3 separate regions of the Homo sapiens genome follow, and all the other regions are linked to region 2. A link is a loop called in an ENCODE intact Hi-C map of the cell type or tissue named here. Cell type or tissue: IMR-90. All regions are shown on one strand. Region 1 overlaps VLDLR-AS1 (VLDLR antisense RNA 1). Region 2 overlaps SMARCA2 (SWI/SNF related BAF chromatin remodeling complex subunit ATPase 2). Region 3 overlaps KCNV2 (potassium voltage-gated channel modifier subfamily V member 2).

What was found. Peaks named below come from ENCODE experiments on the same cell type or tissue, not always from the same donor. Only the 100,000 strongest peaks of a DNase experiment are listed, where the experiment ranks them.
Region 1: it touches region 2 in a loop (2.5-fold over the local background); 3 of 110 quality-filtered maps call a loop at or near these places.
Region 3: it touches region 2 in a loop (9-fold over the local background); 2 of 110 quality-filtered maps call a loop at or near these places.

The regions. Positions count from the first base shown.
Region 1 is chr9:2,557,807-2,561,806 of GRCh38, forward strand. The region is part of intron 1 of VLDLR-AS1 (VLDLR antisense RNA 1); the gene reads right to left. Among named protein-coding and RNA genes, the nearest start is that of VLDLR, 62 kb to the right of the region's middle. In IMR-90, no CTCF peak of the experiment used is centred here; a DNase peak (open chromatin) is centred at 1,865; H3K27ac peaks cover 1,511 bases.
Region 2 is chr9:2,156,299-2,160,298 of GRCh38, forward strand. The region is part of intron 27 of SMARCA2 (SWI/SNF related BAF chromatin remodeling complex subunit ATPase 2); the gene reads left to right. Among named protein-coding and RNA genes, the nearest start is that of SMARCA2, 140 kb to the left of the region's middle. In IMR-90, a CTCF peak has its summit at 1,940 (motif pointing left); DNase peaks (open chromatin) are centred at 1,643 and 2,063; H3K4me3 peaks cover 2,523 bases; H3K27ac peaks cover 2,513 bases.
Region 3 is chr9:2,726,130-2,730,129 of GRCh38, forward strand. KCNV2 (potassium voltage-gated channel modifier subfamily V member 2) reads left to right here. Exons shown (of 2, transcript NM_133497.4): 2 at 3,317-3,908. The coding sequence ends at 3,598. Among named protein-coding and RNA genes, the nearest start is that of KCNV2, 11 kb to the left of the region's middle. RefSeq lists a silencer at 1,240-1,534. In IMR-90, a CTCF peak has its summit at 2,141 (motif pointing left); DNase peaks (open chromatin) are centred at 2,122 and 3,102.

The DNA of each region.
Region 1 (4,000 bases), 400 kb after region 2:
AAACTTTGTTCATTTCTTTTTTTTGTTTATTTTTGTCTGATTGGTTTAATTCAAAAGCCTTGTCTTCAAGCTCTGAAATTCTCTCTTCTACTTGGTCTAGTCTGCTGTTAACACTTTCCACTGCATTTTGTAATTCTTTAAAGGTGTCTTTCATTTCCAGAAATTTTGATTGGTATTTCTTTAAAATATCTATCTCTTTAGAAAATTTTTTCATTCACATCCTGAATTGTTTTTTAAATTTCTTTATGTTGGTTTTTACCTTTCTCTTGCATTTTCTTGAGTAACTTAACAATCAACCTTTTGATTTCTTTATCTGGTATTTCAAATATTTCATCTTGGAAAAAACTCACTTTAAATATAAAGATGCATGTAAATTAAAAGTAAATGGATGAAGAAAGATATAACATGCTTACACTAATCAAAAGAAAGTGAGATTCACTATATCAATTTCAGACAGAGCAGACTTTAGAGCAAAGAAAATTATTAGGGATAAAAAATGTATTACATAATGATAAAGGAGTAAATTCACCAAAAAAACATAATAATCCTTATATGTATGTACCTAACAACAGAGTGTCAAAATATGTGCGGCAAAAACTGATAGAGCTGTAAGGAGAAATAGATTCATCCACTATTGTAGTTAAAGACTTCAACACTCTTGTATCAGGAATGAACAGATCTAGCAGGCAGAAAATCAGTAAGGGTATAGCTGAACTCAACGATACCATCAATTAAATGGAAATAATGGGCATCTATGGAATACTTTATCCAGTACAGCAGAATGTACACTCCCGCCAATCTCACATGGAAAATTCACGAAGATAGACCACAAAGGAAGAAAGGCTATTACAAGGAAGAAAAGATAGTCTTTCAATAAGTTGTGCTATAACAACTGGACATCCACATGCAAAACAAAACAATACAAAACAAAACTAGAAACAGACCTTACTCCCATCAGAAAAATTAACGTGAATAGGTTATAAACTTAAATGTAAAACTATAAAATCTTTAGAAGATAACATAGGAGAAAATCTAGACAACATTGGTTTTTTAGATGAGTTTTTAGATACAACACCAAAGGCGTGAACTGTGAAGGAAATAATTAATAAGCTAGACTTCATTAAAACTATAACTTGCTGCTCTATGAAGGACATTGTCAAGAAAATGAAATGGCAAGACACAGACTGGGAGAAAATATTTGAAAAGACAAATGTGATAAAGAACTATTATCTGAAATATACAAAAAACTCTTAAAACTCAACCATAAGAAAATAAACAACCTAACTAAAAAATTGTCTAGAGAGGTAGAGCAAGATCTACAAATAGAAGGCTCCACCAATTGACCTCTAAAGGAACACAAAATTTAACAACAATCTCCACAAAAAAAGCACCTTCATAAGAACAAAATCAGGTGAGCAATCACAGTACCTGGCTTGAACTTCATATCATTGAAAGAGGCACTGAAGAGGATAGGAAAGACAGTCTTGAACTGCCAATGCCACCCCTCCCACACCCCCTGGCAGCAGCCGTGTAGCACAAAAAGAGAATATGTGTGTTGGAGGAGGGAGAGCACAGTAATTTAGGGAATTTACATTGGAATTCAGTGCTGCCCTGTTACAGTGGGAAGCAACACTGGGAAGAACTCAGCTGACGTCCACAGAGGGAACGTTTAGACCACCCCTAGCTAGAAAAAAATTGTCCATCTCAATGGTCAAAACTCAAGTTCCAGCAAGCCTCACCATCGCAGGCTAAAGTGTTCTGGGGTCCTAAATAACAGTGAAATGCAGTCTAGGCCACAAGAACAGCAACTCCTAGGCAAATCCTAATGCTGTGCTGGGCTCAGAGCCAGTGGACTTGGGAAGCATGTGACTAAGTGCAATACCATCTGGGGCAGCCAAGAAAGTGTCTGTGCTATCTCTCCCTCAACCCTGCACAGTGCAGCTTGCAGCCTCTGAAAGAGACTCTTTCCTTCTGTTTGTGGGGAGGAGAGGGAAGAATAAAGAAGACTTTGTCTTACAGCTTGGATACCAGCTCAGCCACAATAGAATAGGGCACTGCCCAGAGTCCTGAGGCACCCATTCCAGGCCCTAGCTCTAAGATGACATTTCTAGACATATCCTGGGCCAGAAGGGAATCTGTTGCGTTGAGGGGAGGGACACAATCCTGATTGGATTCATCACCTGCTGACTACAGAGCCCATGGGCCCTGAATAATCAGCAGCAGTAGCCAGGCAGTACCTGCCATGGGTCTAGTGTTTAACTCTAAGATGGACCAGTTGTGGTGGCTACAAGGAGAGCCTCCTTCTGATAGAGAAAAGCAGAAGAAAGAGTAAAGGGGACTTTGTCTTGCAGCCTAGGTACCAGCTTGGCCACAGAAGGTACCAAGCAGGATCTTAGGGTCCCTGAGGCTAAGGGACATCCTTGGCCTTGGCTCTTAGACAGAATTTCTGACCTGCTCTGGGCCAAAGGGAAGCCCCCTTCCCTGAAGGAAGAGTCCCAGGAGTGGCAGCATTCACCACAAGCCAACTGAAGGGCTCCTGAGCCTTGAGTAAACATTGACAGTAGCCAGGCAGTGCTTCCCATGTGTCTGGAGCAGTGGTGGCCATGGGGACAGACTCCTCTGTTTGTGGAAAGGGTAGATAAAAGTGGGAAGGACTTTTTCTTGTTGCTTGGGTGACAGCTTAGCTGCAGTAGAACAGAGCACCAGCTAGATTCCTAAGGTTTCTGATTCCAGGCCCTGCTCCCAAATGGCACCTCTGGACCTACCTAGGACCAAGGGGAACTCATCACCCTGAAGGGAAGAACAAAAGCCTGGCTGGCTTTGCCACCTGCTGATCGTAGAGCCCTAAGGTCTTGAGTGAACATAGGCAGTAGCCATGTAGTGGTTATAGTGAGCCTTGGGTGAGACTAGTGCTGTGCTGGCTTCAGGTCTGCCTCAGTACAGTCCTAGTGGTCGTCATAAGGATGATTGTGTCACCCCTCCCCCAGCTCCAGGCAGCTCTGCACAGAAAGAGAGAAAGACTCTGTTTGGGAGAAAGTAAGAGAAGAGAGTAAGAGTCTCTGCCTGGTAATCCAGAGAATTCTTCTGGATCCTATCGAAGACCACCACGGCAGTACCTCTACAAGGCTGCAAGAGCCACAGCGTTACTGGACGCGTGGTGCACCCCCAATGCAGACATGGCTGCGGTGGCCAAAAACATAGATAACAATACCCAAGTCCCTTTGAATATCTGAAAAGCCTTCTCCAGAAGGATGGGTATAAAAAAAGCCAAGACTGCAAAGACTACAATAAATACCTAACTCTCCAATGCCCAGACACCAGCAAACATCTATAAACATCAAGACCATCCAGGAAAACATGATCTCACCAAATGAACTAAATAAGACACCAGGGACCAATCCTGGAGAGCCAAATATGTGACCTTTCAGACAGATAATTCAAAATAGCTGTGTTGAGGATCACAGACAAGGATTTCAGTATGCTATCGGATAAATTTAACAGAGACTGAAATAATTAAAAAGAATCAGACATTCTGAAGCTGAAAAATGCAATTGATATACTGAAGAATGCATGAGAGTCTCTTGGTAGCAGAAATTACCAAGCAGAAGAAAGAATTAGTGAGCTTGAAGACAGACTATTTGAAAATACAGAGGAGACAAAAGAAAAAAGAATAAAAAAACAATGAAGCAGGCCTACAAAATCTAGAAAGTAGCATCAAAAGGGCAAATCTAAGAGTTACTGGCCTTAAAAGGGAGGTAGAGAGTGAGATATGGGTAAAAAGTTCATTCAGAGATAATAACAAAAAACTTCCCAAAACTAGAGAAAGATATCAATATTCAAGTACAGGAAGGTTATAGAACACTAAGCAGATTTAACCCAAAAAAGATTACCTTAAGTCATTTAATAATCAAACTTCCAAAGGTCAAGGACAAAGAAAGGATCCTAAAAGCAGCAAGAGAAGAGAAACAAATAACATACAATGGACCTCCAATATGGCTGG
Region 2 (4,000 bases):
CTGCAGTTGTTGGGGTTTAATTGGGGTTAAGTTGTTCCTTAATTTAGATAATTTGGTTTCTTTTCAGGGACTTTTTTTTCTTATGGGAAAATACCATAAAGTTTACCATTTTAGACTTTTTTTTTTTTTTTTTTTTTTTTTTTTTTTTGAGGCAGAGTTTTGCTCTTGTTACCCAGGCTGGAGTGCAATGGCACAATCTTGGCTAATTGCAACCTCAGCCTCCCGAGGTTCAAGCAATTCTCCTGCCTCAGACTCCTGAGTAGGTGGGATTACAGGGCATGCGCCACCATGCCCGGCTAATTTTGTATTTTTAGTAGAGATGGGGCTTCTCCATGTTGGTTAGGCTGGTCTCAAACTCCCTACCTCAGGTGATTGACCTGCTTTGGCCTCCCAAAGTGCTGGGATTACAGGCATGAGCCACCGTACCTGGCCCATTGTAGCCATTTCAAGTGTACATTTCAGTAACATGAAGTACATTTACATTGTTGTGCAACCATCACCAACATCCCATCTTCAGAACTTTTCCGTTATCTCAAACTGAAATTCTGACCTCATTAAGCACTAACTCCCCGGCCGTCTTCCCTCAGCCGCTGGTAACCACTGTTCTCTTTTCTCATCTCTGAAATCATACAGTATTTGCTTTTTTGCGTCTAGATTATTTCACTTTAGGGAATTTGATTTTATGTCAGTTTTTCTAACAGGTTGCTTGTGGAGACAGTAATAATCAAAAACTTACTGTCCAAAGCCCTGAGTCTGAAATTCTGCATCCAAAAGTGCTACAGTATGCATTAAACCGATTAAAATAACGTAGCATCTTTGAGGACGAGCTCTATGTTCAACTTTGTTGTTGTTTAATATTTATATTGTAAGAAAATCTCTCATATATGAAAATGTAAATGTAAAATTCCACTATTTTGTTGCCATTGCTTTTCTTGTTTGGGGGATCATTACTGTATTATTGGCTTCCAGGATCTCAGCAGGGCACGAGGGAGGTTTAGCCTGTCTGAATTTTGGAATCAAGTTTGGTGATGTGTGAGCTGTCCCCAGAAAGCACCAGTATAATGTAGTGGTCTTAACCTGCATTCTTTAACGCTTAGCCCTGGGCTCTATAACCCCACCCCCATGCCCAGCAGCATCCCAGGGTCCTCTTCTGGAATCCAACTAGAGTTCCTAAGGGAGGAGGATCCCCAGAGGGAGAAAGAGAAAGTGTCAGTGGACAGAAATATGATACTGAAATAGCAGAGTTAGTGTTTGAGTACTGACTTTTCCCGTTGCACATGGAAGAAATTTCCATGCCTTGTCTGGATATCTTTAGAATTGCTCCTTTCAGTGTTAAGATGGTTTGTTCCACTGTAAGGACTGTGCCACATGGCTTGGTGGACTTGGAGAGGCGGAGGTGGAAACGATGCGCAGGAGTTGGCTTGGGGCTTTTTGTTTGCGTGTCCCTGTTTACCTATTCATAATCATGGATCCCCTCTGCTTTGTGATACTGTGAACCACGCATAACAGCAATTCTTTACACCACCGGGTTGAGAAGAAGGCGCCTGAGGCTGACTTTCTGGACCTGCCGTCACGCAGTAAAGATGTGGTTGGTGTGTGTCAGGATGAGAGGGCCACGACTGGACCCACGTGTGGCTGCTTCCCGGGTCTGCCATGTGCTTTGCTAGCTGCAAAGCGTTTCCTCTAGAACAGCTAATCCTGCATGACTGTCTCCTGCATTTTGCTGTCAGAACGTGCACGCCGCTTTCATAAGAACTAATTGAAGAGGGAGCTAGTTTGCATCTCGTTCTTGCACACCCTGAGTCATGAAAAACATTTTCTTTTAAGCAAAATTGAAAGAAAGAAAAGAGAGAAAGAGGGCCAAAAAAAAAAAAAAAAAAAAAAAAGGTTGCCATCCAGTGGAGGAAGGAGTAATTCCCAGCTTCATTCAGGAAAAACGCAGGCTGAAATATGCTTAACTGTTTTAACTTGACTGGGGATTTTTACCACCATATGGGTTTTTTTTCGTGACATCCGGAGCCAAACGGGTGCAGTGTGCCTTTAAGAAAAGAGGTGCCTCACTAAACTTCGCTGTAGTTGTGTTTCACCGTCTCGGTAGGGAAGGAAAGTGTTAATTTCTTATTTGTACACTTTTTTTCCCCGACTTCCTTCCTATTCACTTCATTAAATCTAGAGGCAGTTGAGCATGGGAGCCGTCTGTATGTTGAATTAGGGCTCGCACTCTTGCGCAACACGTCACCAGTCGGAAACTGGGGGTTTGCTTCTGTGATTTATTTCATTATTGTGCTGGTAAAAGGTTTGGAAGGGAATTCTTTTTGGGGGTAGTACTTTAGCATTGTGTAGCAAGTTTTGGGGTTTTTTTTGTGTGTGACCCCCCAGCCCCCAGCGCTGAGTTTGAGTCAGTTGAGCCAGTTTAGTAAATAATTTTTTAAAATAAAAGAACAGTTTAAAATCTCCATGAATAATTTTACTTACATGCAGGAGTAATCTTACTCTACTCTTTATGTGCGAAAAGCATTGGGAAGTGTTTAGTGAATTGATTTCCATTAGAAAAAGACCCTTAGAAATCACAGAACATAAAGCACTGCATATGGATGTGTTTGGGGTCTTTGGGGAGGAGGGAAGATGTTTTGTAGCTCTCTGCATTCCTGCATAAAACCTTAGTTTGAGGGGAATAATGGTCAGTACTTTGTGTGTTTCCTTGTAATTCCAAAACCTAAATTTAATAAGAATCTGCACGTATTAGCAGTTGTAATAAAAATTGTTTCAGTTGTTCTGTTTGCAATTTAATTTGTTTTCGCTTCTTAGCTACTCACAGATTTAGAGATTTAAAAGTCCAAATATCACAAGCTTATGCTTTTTCCCTCTTTTCAAAATTAAGGCGGGGTGAGAGTAGAAATATCCTTTTTACAACTCCCCCCAACTTCATTTATCTCAGTGAGAAGAAAAACAATGAAAAATTTTACAGCATGAAACTGAAAGTGAAGTGTTACAGTTGTTCTGAATTTTCTTTAAAGAGCAGAATAACATATTATGTTAAAATATTTGAATCTTAGAACATGTACATTGCTTTTATTTACATGCATTTAATTTTCTTAAAAAATTGTCTTCTGTTTTAAAAATCATTTAGACTGCTCCAAACCATGCTGCTATTTTTTAAAAAATAAGGTACAAAATACCAAAAAAGCATACCTTGTTTTAATTTTTTAAAATAAATTTGAATATTAATTTGTTTTCTTACTGGCTTAATTGTTAAAATGCGAGCAAGACTCAGAAACCATCTGAGCTAAAATCTCTAATTCTGCTGCCTGGAATAATAAGGGGAAAAAAATATGATAAGTAGTTGTCAATATTAAAACAGGCTGAAGGAGGAAGCCTTCGGGCCTTGTAGTAGGTAGCATGAAACAGCAGATTTGAGTATCCACAATCCTTTCAGTATTAAATTTTCAGTAAAATAAAATTACTTGTATATGAAAACACAGCCTTTCCCCAGCTCTCTTTTTTTTCCTGATCAGCTGATGAAGAGACTAGCAGCTCGCTGCTTTGCTGGCTTGTTAATTTTATCCCCACTAACTGTGATTTCTGATAGCCGGCCTGCTGATAGTGGTAAGGTAAATATCCTTTTTCGTTGCCGTCTTGAAGATTCAGTAGAACTACATCCCAGGCATGTGTAGGTGTGTAACACATCAAAAGCCGGTGTTCTCCGTATTTCTGTGTGCAACTGGGTGCTTGAGGAGAGCAATACCATTAACTGTTGACAGCCTTGCATGCTGTATTTATTATTAGCATGTTCAGCCTCCAAGATATGCGGGACAATTTCCTTTTCTTAATCTTCGCTTAGCTGCAGTGTGTTTAGCTGTATAGTGGGTGTCCTGCTTTTAGGCAAATGAATATTAATGCAATAATGTGAAGCTTTTTTTTTTTTTTTCCTTTTCCTTTTTCCTCATAACTCATCAGATCTCGCCTCCTTCATAGTGGTTATCTGAACACTGTAGGATCG
Region 3 (4,000 bases), 570 kb after region 2:
TCAGTCTGGGGCCTTCAGCTTTTAATTCCCATCTAGGGAGAAATGGCTTGGCCTATGGAATGTGGAAAAAAAGTTCCCCAAAGCCAAGGAATCCTGAGTTCCTCCTGGAGCCAAGGAACAAGAAACAGATCACTTGTTGAGTCAAATTATTCACGAAATAGACAACATATAAATTAACTGTACATTTTCAACAAATTATTGGGGACCAGTCACACATAGCCTCCTAGCAGAAGAGATCTGTTCTCTAAAAATAGAGATTGAAGATATACAAAAATATTTGGATCATATTATACACATCAGATATTTATTCTTCTTTAAGCCAATTCTCTTTGCTTTTGACTTTTCACTCAAAGTTCAGCCAAAAAAAAAAGAAGTTTGGCTTAAGGGTGAAGCAAAGCCAGTGTGCAGAATGATCAAAAGTTGAAAATAAGCAGTTTATCTTAATTATTTTCTTCCTCAGTGTCTTCCTACTCTCTCCCATCCCCGCCATCCTGAACCCTTAAGTGACTTGTTTCCTCCAAGGCCTCTGCATTGGACTTCCGTGGATGTCTCATGTTCTAAACCAGGGGTCCCCAATCCCGGGCTGTGGAGTGGTACTTGTCTGTGGCCTGTTAGGAACCCGGCCACACAGCAGGAGATGAGTGGAGGGCCATCAATCATTACCGCCTAAGTTCTGCCTCCTGTCAGATCAACCACAGCGTTAGATTCTCATAGGAGTGGGAACCCTATTGTTAACTGCGCATGGGAGGGATCTAGGTTGCTTGCTCCTTATGAGAATCTAACTAATACCTGACAACCTGAGATGGAGCAGTTTCATCCCGAAACCATCCCCTCCCCCAACCCCGTCCATGGGAAAAATGGTCGTCCACAAAACCGGTCCCTGGTGCCAAAGAGGTTGGGGACCGCTGTTCTAAACTACCCCTTCCTGTCACTCACTCCTAAATCCAAACTCCCTTTAGGCCTCCTCCAGGGAAGGTTGACTAAACTTTCATCCAGAGGTGTGAGTCATGGTGTTAGTGACAAATGAAAGCTATTGTTCAGCTCACACAACTGGAGAGAGATCAGCCTGGGGTTCTTTGACTTTTGGTGTGGTCAATGACAAGAAACACACACCCGGACACAGGAAGGGGAACATCACACACCAGGGCCTGTTGTGGGGTGGGGGAGGGGGGAGGGGTAGCATTTGGAGATATACCTAACGTTAAATGACAAGTTACTGGGTGCAGCACACCAACATGGCACATGTATACATATGTAACTAACCTGCACGTTGTGCACATGTACCCTAGAACTTAAATAAAAAAAAGACACACCCACTCATGCAACCAAGAGGACTTTGAGATTAACCCACAATCTCACTTTATCACTGCCTCACATCACCCCTTGGTCCAGAAGTTGGGAGAAGGATATTCTCTACTGGAGCCAGAGGGCAGAGTCAGGGAGGAGCTTGTTTCCACAGCCTGAGGGTCTGATAAGCATAACGTATATAGAGTTGCTGGTGTAGAATGCACTCAATAAATGTTGGTCTTTGCCTCTTCTCAGTGGAGGCCAGCTTCAGCATGGGGGACCCTGGGATTGCATACATGATATATATATAATAATATTATTGCTTACACACCCTGTGCCAGGCACTCCTTCAATTCCTATAACAACTCTGTGAGGTAGATACCACACATTTCAAAAGTAGAAACTGAGGCCAAGAGAATTTAGGTGATCTGCCCAACTTATTCAGCTGGGAAGTGGATTCAGACCCACAAGTCTACTGTAGTCCGTTTCCTTCAGCTTATCTACACCACATTACCTCTCTTGGATGCCTGCTTGTATTTTGACTCTGCAGAAAAAGGCTGCATGACCTCTCACAAGAGACAGGGCAGTGAGTGACAGGAGGTGCATCATCAGCCTCAAAAAGGAGGCATACCCTTCCTTTTTTCGTGGGCTGGATGGAGCTGTGGTTCTCATCAGTGCCCTCAGTTTTGTGCAGCTGGCTCACTTCTCCATTTCATTCTAATCAGTCAACTGCACTATTCCAGGTTCAAACTAACCCTTACATCATCAAAACAAAAATATTTACACTGCTAAGCTAACGGCCACCTCAGCACGGATCAACAAGATGACCATATGCTTTACTGCCGTCTGCTGGAAAATTATGGCAACAACTACCCAAATACACAAAGCAAAGAGTGCCCCCCTGGAGTAGTGCAACGCAAAAATGTTTACAACTGTGACCAACAGCTCTGCTTAAAAGGCTTCTAGTAATTTAGCCAATACTCTGGGGATCAGAGGGAGTACATGAGGCATAAAAAACAGTCCCCAAGGAATTTTCACAGGGTTTTCTCTGGTAACTGATAACTAGTCCCATGGTATCTGCATTTTAAAACAGAAGCTTGTTAACCTAAATAAGTCTCCAATTAGTGGGATTTAAATCAGTATGACAAGAGTAATGGGAAGTATTTCATGCAGGGGTGAACATATTTTTGGTGAGTGATGTCTTACAAAAGTCCCTTTACAAAATAATGAGAGTGTTTCTCCAGACATCTGCAATTAAAGCACCTTCACATAAAGTCTCTCATTTGAACTACGTAACAACTTTGAAAAGTGTTATAACTGTCTTCATTTTAAAGATGAGAGGAAGACAATGGAGGAGTTTCATGCCTTTTGTATGCCTGGTACTGTGTTCAGTGCTTTATATTCATTTTCTTATTTAGCCTTCACAAGAATCCTAAGAGTTAGATGGTTTTCTCCTGTTTTAAATAAAAAAAAAAAAAAAGAAAAAAAGAAAAAGAGAGAGAGAGAGTCTGAAGGTTTTGCCCCAGGTCACTCAACTGGAAAGGTTCAGAGTCAGGACTTGAACCCAGGTCTGACTGTTCTAAGCCCAAGATTTTTCCAATACATACAGTGTACAGGCAAACCCAGGGACCTGCTTTCCTGAATCTGGTGCCAGCTGAGTTAGGGAGGCAAAGATCATTTACTGAGCACGTTCTACATCAGGTACTTAACATACTATTTTAAATGCTCTTTACAGCAACCATTTCAAGTAGGTATTACCTCCTCCTCCCATATCTTACATTCAAACATGCATGAGTCGTAGTCAGGATTTCAGCCAAAGTCTTTCAGCTCCATCCATAGCTTCTGTTCTTTTCATGACACAGGTCCTAGAGGGAGTCTTCCTGGTACCTCCTAAAGCAGGCTCCGTGGGAAGCCATTACACTTCCCATGTGTACCCACAGGGAGGACGCTTCCCTGCTTGCTCCTCTCCCTTTCTTCTCCTCCCCGATCTTAGTGCTAACAATTCCATCCTGCTTTCCTTCCTCTACAGGTGAGCATCTCCACCGTGGGCTACGGAGACATGTACCCAGAGACCCACCTGGGCAGGTTTTTTGCCTTCCTCTGCATTGCTTTTGGGATCATTCTCAACGGGATGCCCATTTCCATCCTCTACAACAAGTTTTCTGATTACTACAGCAAGCTGAAGGCTTATGAGTATACCACCATACGCAGGGAGAGGGGAGAGGTGAACTTCATGCAGAGAGCCAGAAAGAAGATAGCTGAGTGTTTGCTTGGAAGCAACCCACAGCTCACCCCAAGACAAGAGAATTAGTATTTTATAGGACATGTGGCTGGTAGATTCCATGAACTTCAAGGCTTCATTGCTCTTTTTTTAATCATTATGATTGGCAGCAAAAGGAAATGTGAAGCAGACATACACAAAGGCCATTTCGTTCACAAAGTACTGCCTCTAGAAATACTCATTTTGGCCCAAACTCAGAATGTCTCATAGTTGCTCTGTGTTGTGTGAAACATCTGACCTTCTCAATGACGTTGATATTGAAAACCTGAGGGGAGCAACAGCTTAGATTTTTCTTGTAGCTTCTCGTGGCATCTAGCTCAATAAATATTTTTGGACTTGAGTTGACTTGAGAAAATTTTTTTTACTTTAAATTTTTCTAAAATTCTTAACTTTCCAGAGGGAGGGAGGGTTACAGCAGAAATTATACAAGCT